Regions from separate parts of the Homo sapiens genome. Here region 2 is linked to region 1. Evidence: chromatin loops called from intact Hi-C (ENCODE). Cell type or tissue: gastrocnemius medialis. All regions are shown on one strand. Each heading gives the region's core, and the rest is flanking DNA. Links, peaks and the distances in the headings are about the cores only.

Region 1 (8,324 bases), core at 63-8,062:
TTTCTAGCTTCCACCATTGCTTTTAAGAAGTGAATGTCATTCTGGTTTTCCATCCTATCTATGTGACCTGTTTTATCTGTCTGGAAGCTTTCAAGATCTTCTCTTTATACCTAAGATGCTAAATGTCATAAGAATGAGACTTGCTATGAGTCTATTTCCATCGATTCTTCTGGGCACCCGGGCAGCCTTTCAGTCTAGAAGCTCAGATTCCTCAACTTTGGGAAAATTTTCTTGAATGCATTTTTTTTTTGAGACGGAGTCTCGCTCTGTTGCCCAGGCTGGAGTGCAGTGGCATGATCTCGGCTCACTGCAAGCTCCGCCTCCTGGGTTCACACCATTCTCCTGGCTCAGCCTCCCGAGTAGCTGGGACTACAGGCGCCCGCTACCACGCCCAGCTAATTTTTTGTATTTTTAGTAGAGACAGGGTTTCACCATGTTAGCCAGGATGGTCTCGATCTCCTGACCTCGTGATCCGCCCGCCTCGGCCTCCCAAAGTGCTGGGATTACAGGCGTGAGTCACCGTGCCCGGCTTGAATGCATTTTTAAATAAAATTTCCTCCCCTCTGTTTTCTCTATTTTTTTTCTTCCTGGAACCCCTATTATGAACATCCTATACTAATCCGAAATTTTATTTTCTCTCTCCTCACTTTTTGAGAACTTTCTCAACCTTATCTTCTAACCCTTCTGCCGCTCCTTCTGCTGATGCAGATTCCGGGTCTGGGGCACAGCCAGATGGCGAGGGCCGCAGGGCCCTGGCGCTGCCCCATAGCCCTTGGCATTACCTCCACAGGTGAATGTGCTGGTGTCCTTCGTGCTCCCCTTGGCACTAACTGCTTTCCTGAATGGGGTCACAGTGAGCCACCTGCTGGCCCTCTGCTCCCAAGTGCCGTCCACTTCTACCCCGGGCAGCTCCACCCCCAGCCGCCTGGAGCTGCTGAGTGAGGAGGGTCTCCTCAGCTTCATCGTATGGAAGAAGACCTTTATCCAGGGAGGCCAGGTCAGCCTGGTGAGACATAAAGACGTGCGCCGGATCCGCAGCCTCCAGCGCAGCGTCCAGGTTCTCAGTTAAGTCCTCTGTAACATCACCCCAGAAGAAAGGGGCCTAAGTTCCAGGGCTGCCTCCACCAATCCCTGGCCGGGTGACCTCAGCAAGTCACTACCTCTCTCAAGGCTTCCTTTACCCTATGCCCCAGGGGAACTGTATAACCAACAGACTTCCTGTAGGGTTCGGTGCTATAATTAAAGGAAAGAATAGGAATTCTGTACATGAAGCCTCTGATCTGCTCCAGGGAATAGCACACACAGGCAAACAGAGACCTGACCACTTTTCAGTGAGTCTGGCGGTGTGGATGAACATGAGGAGCAGTTATGGTTAAAGACTGCGGCTGCAAATTGTGGACTCTCAGATGGGCTGGGTACCTAAATCCAGTCCCTTCAAACTCCATTTTCCCTCCTACAACACTGATCTGTTTGCTTTCTTGTTTTGTAAGTCTCTGGGAAAATTTGGCCTTGTAAGAGAAACTCCAAAAGGCACAGGAGAGCAGAGGTCTCTCCAAGCACCCACCATAACCCAGGCACTAGCTAGGGTATGGAAGGATCAAGTACAAGACAGGCCCTCTGCTGTCATCAATGTCACAGTCTTGTGTATGGACAGAGATGCAAGAGCTAAGTGCAATGTGATGTGATAAGTAACACAAAGTCAGCACATGAAGGTGTCAGACTTCATTTTAGGGACGATGGTCAGTCATTGAAAAAGTTGATGTCCATAAGTGACGGGAGATTTGCTTTTGAGACCTATTGCGCTCAGCTCTTTGGAGAATGGGCTAAACGGTGCCTCTCAAACTTCAGTGTGTGTTAAGAATGATCTGGAGAGTTGTAAAATGCAAGCCGCGGGGCCCAAGATTCTGCACTTCTACCAGGCTTCTCACTGATGTTGACACTGCTGGTCCAGGGGCTACCCTGGGCTAGATGATGGCTTTGCCAGTCAGAGCAGAGTAGAAGCAGGAGAGGGAAGGGGTGGGAGGTTGGGAAACTCGTCATAGTCCAGTACAGAGGCGGTAAGAGTCTCTTAGGGAGGTAGCAGTGAGAGCAGGGAAAGCACAGAGGAGAGATGCTAAGAAGGAACTTTTCAATAGACTGGATATAGAAAGGAACAGAAAAATAGGAGTCTCTGGCTTATGGCTTGAGTGCCAGATGAATGGCAGTGCTGTAAATTAACCAGAGAAAGGACTAAAGGAGCAAGAGGCTTTCTAAGACAAGAAAGACACAAGTTCACTTTTTTTTTCTTTTTGAGATGGAGTCTTGCTCTGTCACCCAGGCTGGAGTGCAGTGGTGTGGTCTCAGCTCACTGCAACCTCCTCCTTCCAGGTTCAAGCAATTCTCCTGCTTCAGCCTCCCAGGTAGCTGGGATTACAGGCACCTGCCACCACACCTGGCTAATTTTTGTCCTGTTAGCCAGGCTGGTCTCAAACACCTGACCTCAACTGATCCACCTGCCTCGGCTTCCCAAAGTGCTGGGATTACAGGCATGAGCCACCGTGCCTGGCCCAAGAAAGACAGTTCTGTTGTATATGCAGATAGATAACCTGGTAGGGATATCTAGCCCTGGGTTGGGAGTATATTCTAGTGGCCAGGAGGAGGTCCTAGAAGCATGCTGTGTCCTGCTCATGGCCAGAGTGGACACTTATCCAGAGGACAGGATCACATGAGGTTTGAGAAGAGATTCAGGTCGGGATATATCAGATAACCTCAAAGCCTCCTTCCAACCCTTGACTCCAGGACCAAGTTAGAGGGAAATGCTGCTATCCCCTCGGGCATCAGCCTCCCTTTGCAATGGTGTAACTGAGAATGTGTTTGCTTTCTCCTGGCGCTGTCTCTCCCTTTCCAATGCTCTGCAGGAGCCATCGTGGTCATGTATGTCATCTGCTGGCTGCCGTACCATGCCCGCAGGCTCATGTACTGCTACGTACCTGATGACGCGTGGACTGAGTGAGTGTGGCAGAAGGACCCTAGCACACAGGGAGGGGGCCCAACTGGGCTAGGCCTGGGGTCTCCATTGCTCTCCAGAGGGACCCTCCATTGCTGGGTCCTCTGGAATCCTGGACCGCATTCCACCTGGTCCCGTGCAGTCTGTGCCTTGAAATCTCCCAGCCAGGGATGGGGAACAGAACATTGTATCTGACCTGGTAAGGCCGTGTGCGTAAGAGGCCTAGCCAAGACTGTGGGATTCTCACTACAGGAGAAAGAGAAGCCTCAGCCTGGGAAGAGGGAGCACGGGCCATGCTTCTGAGGCTTCCTCTCTCTCTCCTTCCTCTCCTATTCCAAGGAGAGTGTGAGGAAGACACAAAGGTGCGACCCCAGGAGCTAACAAAGGTCCCCTTGGCAGAGACCAAGACATGCACCCCCTTTTATGACATGGTTGGAGAAGATGAGAGAATTCATAATCTGCCTTTCAGAAATCACTGTGCCCCAATCATAAGTGGGAATCAAACATCCAAAAGAATCGAGGTCCCAGGAAGCCTCCACAGAAAGAGCCATGTGACAGATGCCTCCTCCTCAGGAGGCACCAGCACCCCTTACACTTGCACGGGCAACATGAGCTCGTGCCAAGCGCTTCCCACTGCAGAGAACCTGCAGCAAGGAGTGCGGCTCCTCAGACGGAACTTCGGCTCTTAGTGCAGCCACATCTCCTGACCACACGCAGCAGTCCGGGGCACCCGGGGCCTCAGTGGCTGGACAGATGGCCCCTGTCAGTCAGCAGTGTCACCTTACCATGAGGTGACCAGGAACCACAGCCAGGGATGGCAGATCATAGAGGCTGGGTGGAGGGCGTCAGCTGCTGGTGATGAAACATTTATGGAATTTACATTGTGCTTCCTGGCTGGGCACGGTGGCTCATGCCTGTAATCTCAGCACTTTGGGAGGCTAAGGCAGGTGGATCACCTGAGGTCAGCAGTTCAAGACCAGTCTGGCCAACATGGTGAAACCGCGTCTCTACTAAAAATACAAAAATTGGCTGGGCATGGTGGTGTGTGCCTGTAGTCCCAGCTATTCAGGACTGTAGGCAGGAGAATTGCTTGAGCTCAGAAGGCGGAGGTTGCAGTGAGCCATGCCATTGCACTCCAGCCTGGGAGACAGAGCAAGACTCCGTCTCAAAAACAAACAAACAAACAAAAACACTGTGCTTCCTGATAGCAGAAAATAGGCTTCGTCATGCAGCCCTCTGGAGGAGAGGCATTCTCCAGTAGGAAGTGGACACTGTGAGGAGGTGACAGGTCCTCTAACCAGGCTCCCGGGTTTCTCTTGCAGCCCACTGTACAATTTCTACCACTACTTCTACATGGTGACCAACACACTTTTCTACGTCAGCTCAGCTGTGACTCCTCTTCTCTACAACGCCGTGTCCTCCTCCTTCAGAAAACTCTTCCTGGAAGCCGTCAGCTCCCTGTGTGGAGAGCACCACCCCATGAAGCGGTTACCCCCGAAGCCCCAGAGTCCCACCCTAATGGATACAGCTTCAGGCTTTGGGGATCCCCCAGAAACCCGGACCTGAATGTAATGCAAGAATGAACAGAACAAGCAAAATGACCAGCTGCTTAGTCACCTGGCAAAGCAGGTGAGCAACCTCATCACTAATCATTCAAGCTTCGCAGCCAGGGCGACTTCTATCAACCCCTGCTCTGCTGAGAACCATCAAGCGCAGGGAAGCCACGTGACCCCTCCTAGCCTCAGGCTCCCTCGTCTGTGTAGTGGAGATAAAGAACAGCACCCATCTCTTAGTGTTGCCTGAGACTAAAGTGCTTAGCACAGAACCTGGTGCGTAGTAGATGCTCAATAAATTTTTGCTGGCACGATTTCTGTTGTTACTGTTGTTGCATGGCTATCATCATTGCTTTCCTGCTGTCCTGAAAGCCCACAACACTCTTCTGTAGTTTTATGCTCAGGTGTCCTATAAATTTCCTCAAATGACAAATCAGCAGTGCCCCAGAAGCTGACCAAATCGGTGCCTCACGTGAGCTGTAGTAAGATTCTCCATTCTCTCCCAGGCAGGGAGCAGCTGTTGACACTGACAGCAGCTTCTGCAGACTCTGGAAAGCCAGTGGGCTGCTGGCGTCCCCTCCTGCCTCTGGCCAAGCCAGACCATGTGGCTTGCCGGGAAACGGCCATGCACACTCTGCCACGAGGCACATGCAGCCCAGTTATGCTCTGGCCAGCGCAATGCTGGACAAGAGTTGAATCTTAATTCTCTTAATCAGCCTGCACTGCCCGCACAGGCCAGGCCCACTTTCTACCGCCAGCCTTGCACCTGGAGGCGGTAAGGCTGAGGCCAGGGGAGCAATGGTGCTTTTCCCTGAGTGCAGAGGACGCAGTGGCAAAAGACAGGGGAGGGTACCGGCCTGTGAGGGGAGGAGGAGAGAGATGGGTGCAGGACACAGCACCAAGGAGAGGTTCGTTTTGATGAATTGCGTCAACGCTTCCCTAGACTCTGTCCACCTCCTGACCCGTCCCCCACCCCCTACTCCCATGATGAACGCTACACACACTCATCACACACACATCACACAGGCACCCATCACACAAGTATCCACAGACTCATCACATGCAGACATACCACAAACACACGGCACATGCACTCTTGTCACACCTCACGTGCACACATGTCACATACACACTCATTACACCTACAGCACATATCAGATGCACCTCACACACACCACATGTAAACTCATCACATGCATACGTGTCATATGCACACACTCCTGGGCTGGTACACTGAGACGAGCCGGCAGTGGCTTCTGCACAACTCGGAGGTGACTGTTCTCCAGACCCCAGCCCCAAAACCCCTGAGAAGAGGCCAGAGGTGACGACCATACCCCCTTCACGGAGCCATCCCGGGCTAGGACCACCAAGGGCACCCACACGTGGGCCTCGTCGAGCGAGGACATGCCACCTGGAAAGGAGGAGCGACAGCAGCTCTGGCGTGGGGACCCCTAGAGAGGGCGGCTCTGACGGGCAGGCCACGGGCTCACTGTGTTCATGGAGGAAGAAGGAGCTTCAGACCCGCACCGGGAACGGTGAGGCCCAGCACGCCCGGCCCCGCAGCCGGTGATGGTGCAACCTCCGTTTAAGCCGCGGCTTCGGAGGCCCTGGGTCAAGGCTGTGGCTGCGGCTCCCCAGCCAACGCTCCAGAGAGGTCCAGGAAGCAGGAAAGGCAAGAAGCAGCTCCCAGTCCAAACGCAGATAAGACGGCGCGGGAAGCAGGCTTGGGCGAGGTCCGGGGCGTGGGCCGGAAGAGCCGGTTCCTCGACCTCATCACTGGGAGCAGGGGAACCCTGGGCAGGTTCAACTCCCTGAGTCTGTGTCTTCATCCGCGAAACTGGTGAAGGCAGAAAGTTCTTAAGCTATTTAAAAACAGTAATTCAGGTCAGCAAGAATGGATCTGAATTTGAAGCAATTTGTAATCTTCATTTATCTCTTTTGCTTGTGTGTGTGAGTGTGTGTGTGTGTGTGTGTGTGTGTCTACAGATATGTTAATGCACTTGATTTGGGGTATTCTCCCAAGACCCTGCTAAGGGTGTTACGTAATATATGGCATATATCCCATGTTACTTTTCTCAAACATGGAAGACCCAAATTGAAAAATACATCTGGCCCCAAGGGTTTCAGATAAGGGACTGTGGATCTGTAGTACCTAATAATAAGTTTATAATAATTAAATAAGATAAAGAATGTTAAGCTCCTACCACAGTGCCTGGCATATAGTAAATGCTCAATAAATGCTAGTTGTCATTATTGTCGTCATCTTCATCCTAGACCCCAAACTGGGTAAAACCTGGTAGTGTCCCTTCGAAAAGATTATATGAATGAGGGACACTTTTTCTGCTACATGTTACCAAAGTACAGTAAGCAGCAAGAGAAACAAAATGTAAAGAATAGACTGAGAAACATAGATGAGCTACTTTATATATTATCCAAAATTTTCATGCAAATCATTAGGCAAAACACCAGGACCCCAAAGGCCAAGAAACACACAAAAGGAAAATGCTCAGCCTCAATAGTTCCTGGAGAAATGGCAGCCCAAACAATAATACGTGACATTTTATGGGCAATGTATTAACAAAAAATGTCAATGACCAGAACAAATATTGGGTGACCTCAGTGTGCTCCTGTCTTAGAGGGAGAGGAAACTGAATAACCTTCTTGGAAAGCAAATTGGCAATATATTTTGAAAGCCATAAAGTGCTCAGAAACTTAGACCCTGTAATTCAACTCCTGGATATTTACTTTGATAAAATTTGCTAAAGAAGGAAAGGCCTCTCTGTGTGCACACAGAGTCATTGCAACATTCTTCATTTGGGCCTTTACGAGCAGGCACTGGTTCAACAACATAAATCTCTTACGCTGCCTAATCTTCACAGCAGTCACTACAGTCAAAACTGTTCTTACCATCACCACTTCACATATGGGGCAACGGAAGCAAAGACAAGCTAAGCAAGGTTCTTCTCCTGCTACTTGGTAACTCGAGGAGTAGAGCCCAGGCTTCGGAGTTGGGAGCCAGTGCTCAGCCTCTACATCATGCTGCTGCCCAGGAGCTGGATGGCAAAAGATGTCAACAGGCTGGATACCATGGCTTATGCCTGAAATCTCAGCACTTTGGGAGGATGAAGCAGGTGGATCACTTGAGGTCAGGAGTTTAAGACCAGCCTGCGCAACGTGGCGAGATCCTGCCTGTATAAAAAATACAAAAAATTAGCCAGGCGTGGTGGTGCACACCTGCAGTCCCAGCTACTCCGTAGGCTGAGGTGGGAGAATCACCTGAGCCTGGGAGGTTGAGGCTGCAGCAAGCTGTAATTGCACTGCTGCACTCCAGCCTGGGCAACAGAGTGAGATCCTATCTCAAAAAAGAAAGACGACAAGAGATTCGAGGACCAACATTATGGAGCTGAGTGAATCACAATGCCCTTGTTCAATCAAATCCCAATTATTAGGTCGTCCTTAACAAATATAAATTATAAAGTGTATTTAGCAATATAAGCATATTCTGATTATATGACTAGGAAAGAAAACAAGACAAATTATGATATTATGTACACATCACACAGATACAGAGAGAAGGTCAGAATGAAGCACTTAAAAATAAAAGTGGGGGCTTTGCTAAAGAGGTATGAGTGACCCCAGAACAGTACTAGTGGCTGTCCTCTTCATCACACCATCCAGGCACAATAATTGGGGGCACGCAGCAGACGCAGAAACGTATGGAGAAAAAAGAACCACTAAACCAGTTTTCTTTCATGTGTTGACATAATATTGTTTGTATAATCTTG
Region 2 (8,324 bases), core at 51-8,050, 61 kb after region 1:
GTGTGTCCCCATTGCTCAGGAGTTTTCCATTCATTTGGTCCCAATGTTTTTACCAAGAAGAAAATCAGCCTTATCTTATTTTAACATATACATTTCTTTGTTAAATTTGCTTCTTTCTACAATCTTAAGCTGGTTTTAGGAATGGGCAAATCAATTATTTTGCATTCAGTTGCTACTAAAAATCAATAGACAAAGAAAACATTTACCTAGCCAATTTTACTCACACAGACATAAAATTCCAAAGTTGGGGGAGTTTGTTGAAAATATTAAGGCATGAAAACTCTACTCCTAAATAGCACAGTGGTTAAGGGCCGAGCCATGGAGCCAGTGGCCTGGGTCATATCCTAGCTCCACGACTTTCTAGCTGCCTGGCCTGAGCCAAGTGGCCCAACTCTTGTTGGCCACTTTGTCTCATGTTCCCCATTTGTAGATGAGAACTCATCCTAGCACCTGCCTCTTGCATGAGCTCACAGCACGAAGCACTTTGGGCAGGGCTTCCCTGGCCTATGGGAAGTGCCTTATGAACAATGGCTATCCCCACCATGGATTCTCAGTCCACAGGACGGAAGCCAGGTATTTTTTAAAGTTTCTCAGAGGATTGCGAGGCACTCCAAAAAAGTCTCATCTCTTACGTTTACTTATTCTTGTGTAACTAACTACAAACCACCCAGAATTCTCAAATTACCAGGATTGTTTTAGTCTTCTATTTTGATGAGAAAATGTCAGGTGATAAGCTAAAAACTCATCAAGTTTTGAGGATATGTGTTCAGTTTGAGGAAGGAGATTCTGAATCTCACTACTTAAGGATGCAGGGATAGGGAAAACAGGAACCTTCCTAGGGCTTCTGGAGACATTAAGCGTTGCTCTGTATGGAGCCCAAAGCCCCCAGCGCCTAAGGGCTCTACCTTCAATATCTCCATTCAATGCCATAGAACAAACATTCCACATGCTGCTCAGAAAGCGGCAGTCACCAGAGAAAATGTCCCACAAACTGCATTACATCTTCCGAGATGAGGAAGCCAACTGGCGTACTGCAGGAAGGTTACCAAAAAGACCAAGAAGGGTTTACAACCTAACTCTGGGTTGAACCAAAGATCCAAGGAGCTGGAACCCATTATCCTCAACCACACTGGTCAAGGCTGTTACTAAATGTAATTTCTGCAAACCCAAGTGATATTGCTACACAAGGGCCCAGCAGCCCCGTGGCACTCACATTACTGCAGGAGGCAGGCCAGTGGATCTCGTTGTAGGGGCTGATGAGGGTGTGCTGTGTCTGCAGTGCATACGGGAAGGAGGTCACGTGAAGTGTCACAATGTTGGGGGCCTCCTTCACCTCCCTGCAGTTGAGCAATCGGTCCACCAATCCCACCGACGGGTCACTTTGAGAATAGAGGTTATGAACAGTGCTACTGAGGGAGGAGAAGACACAATCAGTGGAATTACTATATTGTTTTCTAATTTTGCAAGGTGAAGCAGTTGAATAAATTTATAACTAACCCCTGACTTTACCAACGACTAAAGATTATGGCTCTGCCCCTGACTAAGAATAGAGAAAATAAAAAAGGCTGGACTTCAGGTAGCTGTCAGGGGCTCTCCTGAGATTCGTTACTTAGGAAAAATGTGTCTGGCGTGGGACGGTAGTCAGAGAGGATTTCTTACAAGACACACACTCCTTCTATCCCAATCGGACAGTGATATGACCCTGGGGATGTTCCATGAATCATTTGTTCCTCTTTGGCCCCATCTGATTGTGTACTTATCTCCTTACACAGTCCTTCTGACCTTGAAATGATCCAGAAAAGATGTAAAAGAGTAAATTCTATAGTCAGTTTAAAAGGCAGCAGGAAAGGATTGGGAAGCATTTTGGACAAGGGGTCTAGGAGACAGGCCCAGCTCTGCACTTTTCCGTGGGACAAAGGCCTTTGCATTCTCTCCTGTAAGTTTAGGGGATTAAAAAAAAAAATCAGTGCTTAACCCTTTGGATGGCAGGAGGCCACTCTGAGAAACCTATTCCCAAAATGAATATTCACAATACAGCTCTTTCTATAATTTCGGAATGTTCCGATTTCCCCCAAGCCCACACATGGATTCTGGATTGTAAACCCTTTACGAGGTCCTTCATGTCCTGACCAGCCTAACTAGCTATCTGTGGATCTGCGACAATCAAAGGCTTTCTCCACGACCTGGCCCAGGAGCCCCCTCCTTCCTCATCTACATCAGTGGAAATGTCTGAAGGTACAACCCCTAGGCCAGTCTCACGGAGATGACCAATCCCGGTAAACCACCAGAAATCCTGCCAGGCGCTTGGCTTGGCCCATCTGAAATTCATCTGGGTTTATGTTCATTTTAACTGAGTGAGTCAAATCACCCCTTAAGAAGGGCAGGCATCAGCCGGGTGCGGTGGCTCACGCCTGTAATCCCAGCACTTTGGGAGGCCGAGGCGGGCGGATCACGAGGTCAGGAGATCGAGACCATCCTGGCTAACACGGTGAAACCCTGTCTCTACTAAAAATACAAAAAATTAGCCAGGTGTGGTGGCAGGCGCCTGTAGTCCCAGCTACTCAGGAGGCTGAGGCAGGAGAATGGTGTGAACCCGGGAGGCAGAGTTTGCAGTGAGCGGAGATCGTGCCACTGCACTCCAAGCCTGGGCGACAGAGAGAGACTCTGTCTCAAAAAAAAAAAAAAAAAATACAAAAACGAAATTAGCTGGGCGTGGAGACAGGTGCCTGTAGTCCCAGCTATTCAGGAGGGTGAAGTGGGAGAATGGCATGAACCCAGGAGGCTGAGCCTGCAGTGAGCCGAGATCGCACCACTGCACTCCAGCCTGGGCGACAGAGTGAGACTCCGTCTCAAAAAAAGGAAAAAAAAAAAAAAAAGAAGGGCAGGCATCAGTGGTGACCCACGGTACCAGAGCCCCCACGGAGCCTCTTTCAGGGAAGGGCTAAGCTGAGCTACTCCTGCTAGGACCCTCCGCACCCCACACCAGCATGGCTCCTTGTTGCTGAGTGGACTATGAAAGAAACACATCAGGCATCAGGCTGTGATTCGGGGTCTCAGCTCTGCCACTAACACCCTCCCACTCCACCCCACCCTGTGACTCTGGGAGACACGCTTCCCTTCTCCAGCCCTTAAATTCCACCATGGTAAATTTCAGAGGTCACACTGGATAATCCCTGAGATAACTTCCAGCTCAAGATTGTGGGAAACCTCCATGGCATCTGCTTAGAAACACCAAGCCCAAACATCATCCATCTTTTCAGGATTTGTACCCTCAGCCCCCGGGAACATCCACATACATCACTTCAAAGAAGGAAAATGTCAACTTGTCATATATCAAGTCAATCTAACCTCACAAGATCCCAGTGCGCATGGTCATGGATTAGGACAAAAAGTGTATGCGGGTTCTGGAAGGAGTTTTGCAGAAAAGCCTTAAATTTTGTCTGTGCCTCCGTGTCTAGCTTCAGAACATACTGTTCCACCCTCTGCTTCGTCATGTGCTCTTTCTTCAGACCAAGCTCCAGCAAAACCCCTGCAACACAAAGAACATACATCAGTAACTGCAAACATGCGCACTGGGTTTCATTCACTCAACAGACACCTGAGGAGCGACTCCTACACAGCAGGTCCTGAGCTAGACTCAGAGATGCAAGAGCAGGGAAAGGAAGGGAAAAAACTCCCACACAGGTTACAGCTGCATAACTGTCCTGCACAGGAGCTGGGGCGCAGGCAAGCCTTGGCTGTGTGTACAGCAGCCCTCCCGAGGGGCACCAGCTTCATGAAGCAGCTGATCCCAAGCATGGTAAGACAGAGGGAACCGAAAGGTCCTGCCAGCAGCAAAATCCCTCTCTCAGTCTGAATGCCACAGGGCGATACATGACACCACTAAAGAGTGAGTCCTTTCAGTGAAGACACCGGACATCTGTGTACTCTGTGGTTAAATATGATATCCTTGAAAGTACAAGGATATCAGTGACGCTAGATAGCAACATGTGGTTAGGTCACTAGCCTGAGTGGGACATGGTGAAAGTTCAAGTTTTGGCTCTACCTTCAACAGATCCTAAAATCTTGGGCAAGTCACTGTCTCTGAACATCAGTTTCACAATCTATAAAACAAGAGCAGCAATACTTGCCCTATTCACTCTATAGCAAAGAACAGTGTCAACACCCACACATGGATTTCGGCAGATCAAAGCTTCTCCACACGTGACTTCTCCCCAAAATGCCCCATACCTGAATGCCACACATGGAGCAGAGTCTGCTGGTAGGTCACTTCTGAGGGGGGAATGCAAATGAGAAAGTCCACCTTCTCAAAGGATCCCAGGTCCAGATTTTGGGTGCTGGAATCCGCAATGGAACACACATGGGAGAGGAGCTTCTGCGCTACTGCCAGCTGGAAGGGCCGGATGCTGTGTGGCTCCAGATTGTAACCTGGAACCAGAGCCCCAGGATGCCAGGTGAGCTCCAGGGCACACGGCTACTGCCAGGCCCTTGGCCAGAGAATCAGTGAGACCTGTCCAGGGGAGACGGCCCCATTCACAAAGCGATGAGGGAAAGGGGAATAACTCACGTTTATCAAGTCCCTGCTCTCAGCTAAGCAGTGGCGGGTGTGGGGGTAGCAATCATTTTATGCACCATCTTTCACTTAATAATAAAAATAAGAACCAAGCACTTGGGGAGCACAGTGGAGGCAGTGGTCTCTTCTGCTTAGAGGGGACAAGGAGCCTATCCCAGGGGAGGTGATGCTGAGACTGGACTCTGGAAGAGGACTGCAAACTCTCCAGAAAAGAAAACTAACACGACAGTCATTTAGGAACTCTGTATGAATAAAAAACATCAGCAACAGACTCAGAGGCAGGAAATTGGCATAGAAAAATCTATCACCTCAGAGACAGTGATGGATGTGCAATTCAAGATTAAATGAGATTGTCATAATTAAAGACTGAATTTTAAATTAGGTATCAGGTCTACTGTGACACTAAAAGATGTCCTGTCTTGTGGATGTGCCTCTGACATTGCTACCTCCAATCTGAGTCCTTGGATGCTGCCTCCCAGGCCAGACCGAGGCCCTCGCCAGTGCCCTCTCATCGCCCACCGAGCACACATGAGCCCTCTGTCCCCTCAGCACCCACTTAGCACACCTGTGCCCACTGCCCTCTCTCACGGTGCACACCTGTGCCCATTGGCGCCTCTCACTGCACACAGCTATGCCCACTGCCCCATGTCACTGAGCATATCTGTGCCCCTGCCCACTCTCACGGTGCACACCTGCGCCCCCGCCCCCTCTCACTGTACACACTGGTGCCCCCACCACTCTCACTGTACACACCGGTGCCCCCACCCCTCTCACTGTACACACCAGTGACCCTGCCCCCTTTCACTGTACACACCTGCAATCCTGCCCCCTGTCACTTTACACACCAGTGCCCCACCCCCCTCACTGTGTACACCTGCGCCCCCACCCCCTCTCACTGTACAAACCAGTGCCCTACCCTCTCTCACTGTACACACCTGTGCCCCACCCCCTCACTGTACACACCTGTGCCCCCACCTACTCTCACTGTATACACCTGCAGCCCCGCCCCCTCTTACTGTACACACCAGTGCCCCACCCCCGTCACTGTACACACTGGTGCCCCCACCCCTTCTCACTGTGCACACCTGTGCCCCCACCCCCTCACTGTGCACACCTGTGCCCCCACCCCCTCACTGTGCACACCTGTGCCCCACCCCCTCACTGTGCATACCTGTGCCCCCACCCCCCTCACTGTGCACACCTGCGTCCCTGCCACCTCTCACTGTACACACCTGTGCCCCGTCCCCCCTCACTATACACATCTGTGCCCCTGCCCCCTCACTGTGCACACTTGCGCCATGGCCCCTCTCACTGTGCACACCTGCGCCCACTGACCCTGCCCCTCATCACTACTTTGTACCCTCTCCACCCTGGGAGATTCCTTTTCACCACTCACTTGTGCACACCGGTGTCCCACTGACATCCAGGGATGCTGCTTTAGTGACAGAAGAGGCAGCGAGTGAGGAAGAAATATGGCCTTGATTTTCCTGGTGAAATTTGTCCAGCAAAATGTCAATGTCACCCTCTGCCCAAGACAGAATAAACAAATGGGTTTTTGATGTCAGTGAAATTCAGCAAACATCTACAGCGCAGTTAGTGTCAGGTACTGTCCCGAGGCCTGGAGTCATGAAGGTAAAGAGGAGGACATGGCCCGTCCTGTCAAGGGGTCTCAGCCTAGTCAGGATGAAGACACACTGCCAGAGTGAGCTCCCCCCACACAGACATAGCAGGTGCTAGGGCAGAAGGAAGAACAACATGGTAAAGGATGAAGGGGAAGGTCCCAAGCCCATCTGGAAAACGAAGGGTCTGAGAAGCTTTCTAGGGGGACATGAGATGAGTCTTGAGGGGTGGGTAGCTAGGCCAACAAGGGAGAAGGATGCTCACAGCCCAGAGCACGAGGGATGCGGAACTCTCCAGCAAAAAGGGGAGACAGGGAAGAGAGGCCACCAAGGCTGGAAAGGTGGAGAGGAACAGGCACAAGGGCCTTGTGTACCCCATGAAGAAGAACCCACAAGGTGCCCTCCACCTCTCAGGAGAACTCTACAGCTCAAGCAGGAAGAGATGGCCAGCCAGAACCCGCAGCTGTCACTCAAGAAAAGAAAGGGACAGAAGTGCAAGTGCACAGAATGAGGGGCACTCTGCAGTGGAGGCCAGCCTTAGCAGGTCACAGGCAGGGTGAGGCAGAGATGACCTCCCCCGGCACTGATTACTGTCCTATTAACATACGCATGTGCACCTGTCTCACGACAAGCCTACCTGGACAGAGGGTGCTAAAGAAGGCCCCCAGCGAGTCTACCTTCCCCGTAACCAGCTCGTAATTGACTTCCTTCTGGTACTCCGCAGGAGTGAGAAGGCTCTCGGAAAGAATCCGGGCTTGGTATTTTCCTGGAAAGCAAACAGATTTCACAGTACCCATTGTATCTTCCCTGCTTACGGGCTGTGTAGCCCTAGACTAGTCCCTTAACCCTTCTAGACTTGACATTTCCCATCTGGAATCTGTGGCTAACAGCTGGATCTACCTCCCAGGCCTGCTGTCAGGTGACACAAGACAATGGTGCCTGACACATGGCAGAGGCTCAGGGTCTACTACTGCAAGTCCCACTCACATCAAGGTAAATAATTTATTTAAAAAAAAAAAAAAAGGCCAGGCACAGTGGCTCACACCTGCCATCCCAGCACTTTGGGAGGCCGAGGCAGGCAGATCACAAGGTCAGGAGATCGAGACCATCCTGGCTAACACGGTGAAACCCCGTCTCTACTAAAAATACAAAAAAATTAGCCGGGTGTGGTGGCGGGTGCCTTGTAGTCCCAGCCACTCAGGAGGCTGAGGCAGGAGAATGGTGTGAACCCAGGAGGCGGAGCTTGCAGTGAGCCTACAAAGTGTCACTACACTCCAGCCTGGGCGACAGAGCGAGACTCTGTCTCAAAAACAAACAAACAACAACAAAAAACACAGAATGGGTTTAAGATTAAAGAACGCTGGTCGGGCACGGTGGCTCTTGCCTGTAATCTCAGCACTGTGGGAGGCTGAGGTAGGTGGATCATCTGAGGTCAGGAGTTTGAGACCAGCCTGGCCAACATGGTGAAACCCCATCTCTACTAAAAATACAAAAATTACCTGGGCATGGTGGTGCACGCCTGTAGTCCCAGCTACTCAGGAGTCTGAGGCAAAAGAATTGCTTGAACTTGGGAGACGGAGGTTGCAGTGAGCTGAGACTGCACCACTGCATTCCAGCCTGGGCAACAGAGCAAGACTCCATCTCAAAAAAAAAAGAAAAAAAATGCTAAAAGACAATTCAGACACTATACTTAAAAAGTACATTAAATGCCAGGCACAGTGGCTCATGCCTGTAATCCCAGCACTTTGGGAGACTGAGGCGGGTGGACTGCTTGAGCCCAAGAGTTTGAGACCAGCCTGGGCAACATTGCAAAACCCTGTCTCTACCAAAGTACAAAACTGAGCTGGGTGTGGTGGTGCACACCTGTAGTAGTTCCAGCTACTCCGGATGGAGGCTGAGGCAACAGAATCACTTGAGCCCGGGAGCTCGATACTGCAATGAGCCAAGATCTCGCCACTGCACTTCAGCCGAGGTGACAAAGCAAGACCCTGTCTCAAAAAAAAAGTGCATTAAATTCTGCACTTTTAAAGTAAATTTTACAAGGTACAAAAAATTCTGGCTGAAAATGCACAACACTTGTGAAGATTTAAGCAGGCCAGGAAAGCTCACGTGTTTGGTGTCTGCCTCCCCCA

The links. Peaks named below come from ENCODE experiments on the same cell type or tissue, not always from the same donor. Only the 100,000 strongest peaks of a DNase experiment are listed, where the experiment ranks them.
Region 2: it touches region 1 in a loop (6-fold over the local background); 4 of 110 quality-filtered maps call a loop at or near these places.

The regions. Positions count from the first base shown.
Region 1 is chr2:11,654,707-11,663,030 of GRCh38, reverse strand. NTSR2 (neurotensin receptor 2) reads left to right here. Exons shown (of 4, transcript NM_012344.4): 2 at 791-1,064; 3 at 2,898-2,988; 4 at 4,309-4,853. The coding sequence ends at 4,552. Among named protein-coding and RNA genes, the nearest start is that of NTSR2, 11 kb to the left of the region's middle. RefSeq lists an enhancer at 5,671-6,624. In gastrocnemius medialis, for the core only: a CTCF peak has its summit at 3,704; a DNase peak (open chromatin) is centred at 3,830; H3K27ac peaks cover 1,663 bases.
Region 2 is chr2:11,593,885-11,602,208 of GRCh38, reverse strand. It overlaps GREB1 (growth regulating estrogen receptor binding 1), which reads right to left. Exons shown (of 33, transcript NM_014668.4): 12 at 6,830-6,958; 13 at 5,970-6,098; 14 at 4,231-4,428; 15 at 3,349-3,529; 16 at 1,214-1,409. Among named protein-coding and RNA genes, the nearest start is that of MIR4429, 57 kb to the right of the region's middle. RefSeq lists a silencer at 3,395-3,599. In gastrocnemius medialis, for the core only: no CTCF peak of the experiment used is centred there; DNase peaks (open chromatin) are centred at 3,828 and 4,428; H3K4me3 peaks cover 394 bases; H3K27ac peaks cover 2,310 bases.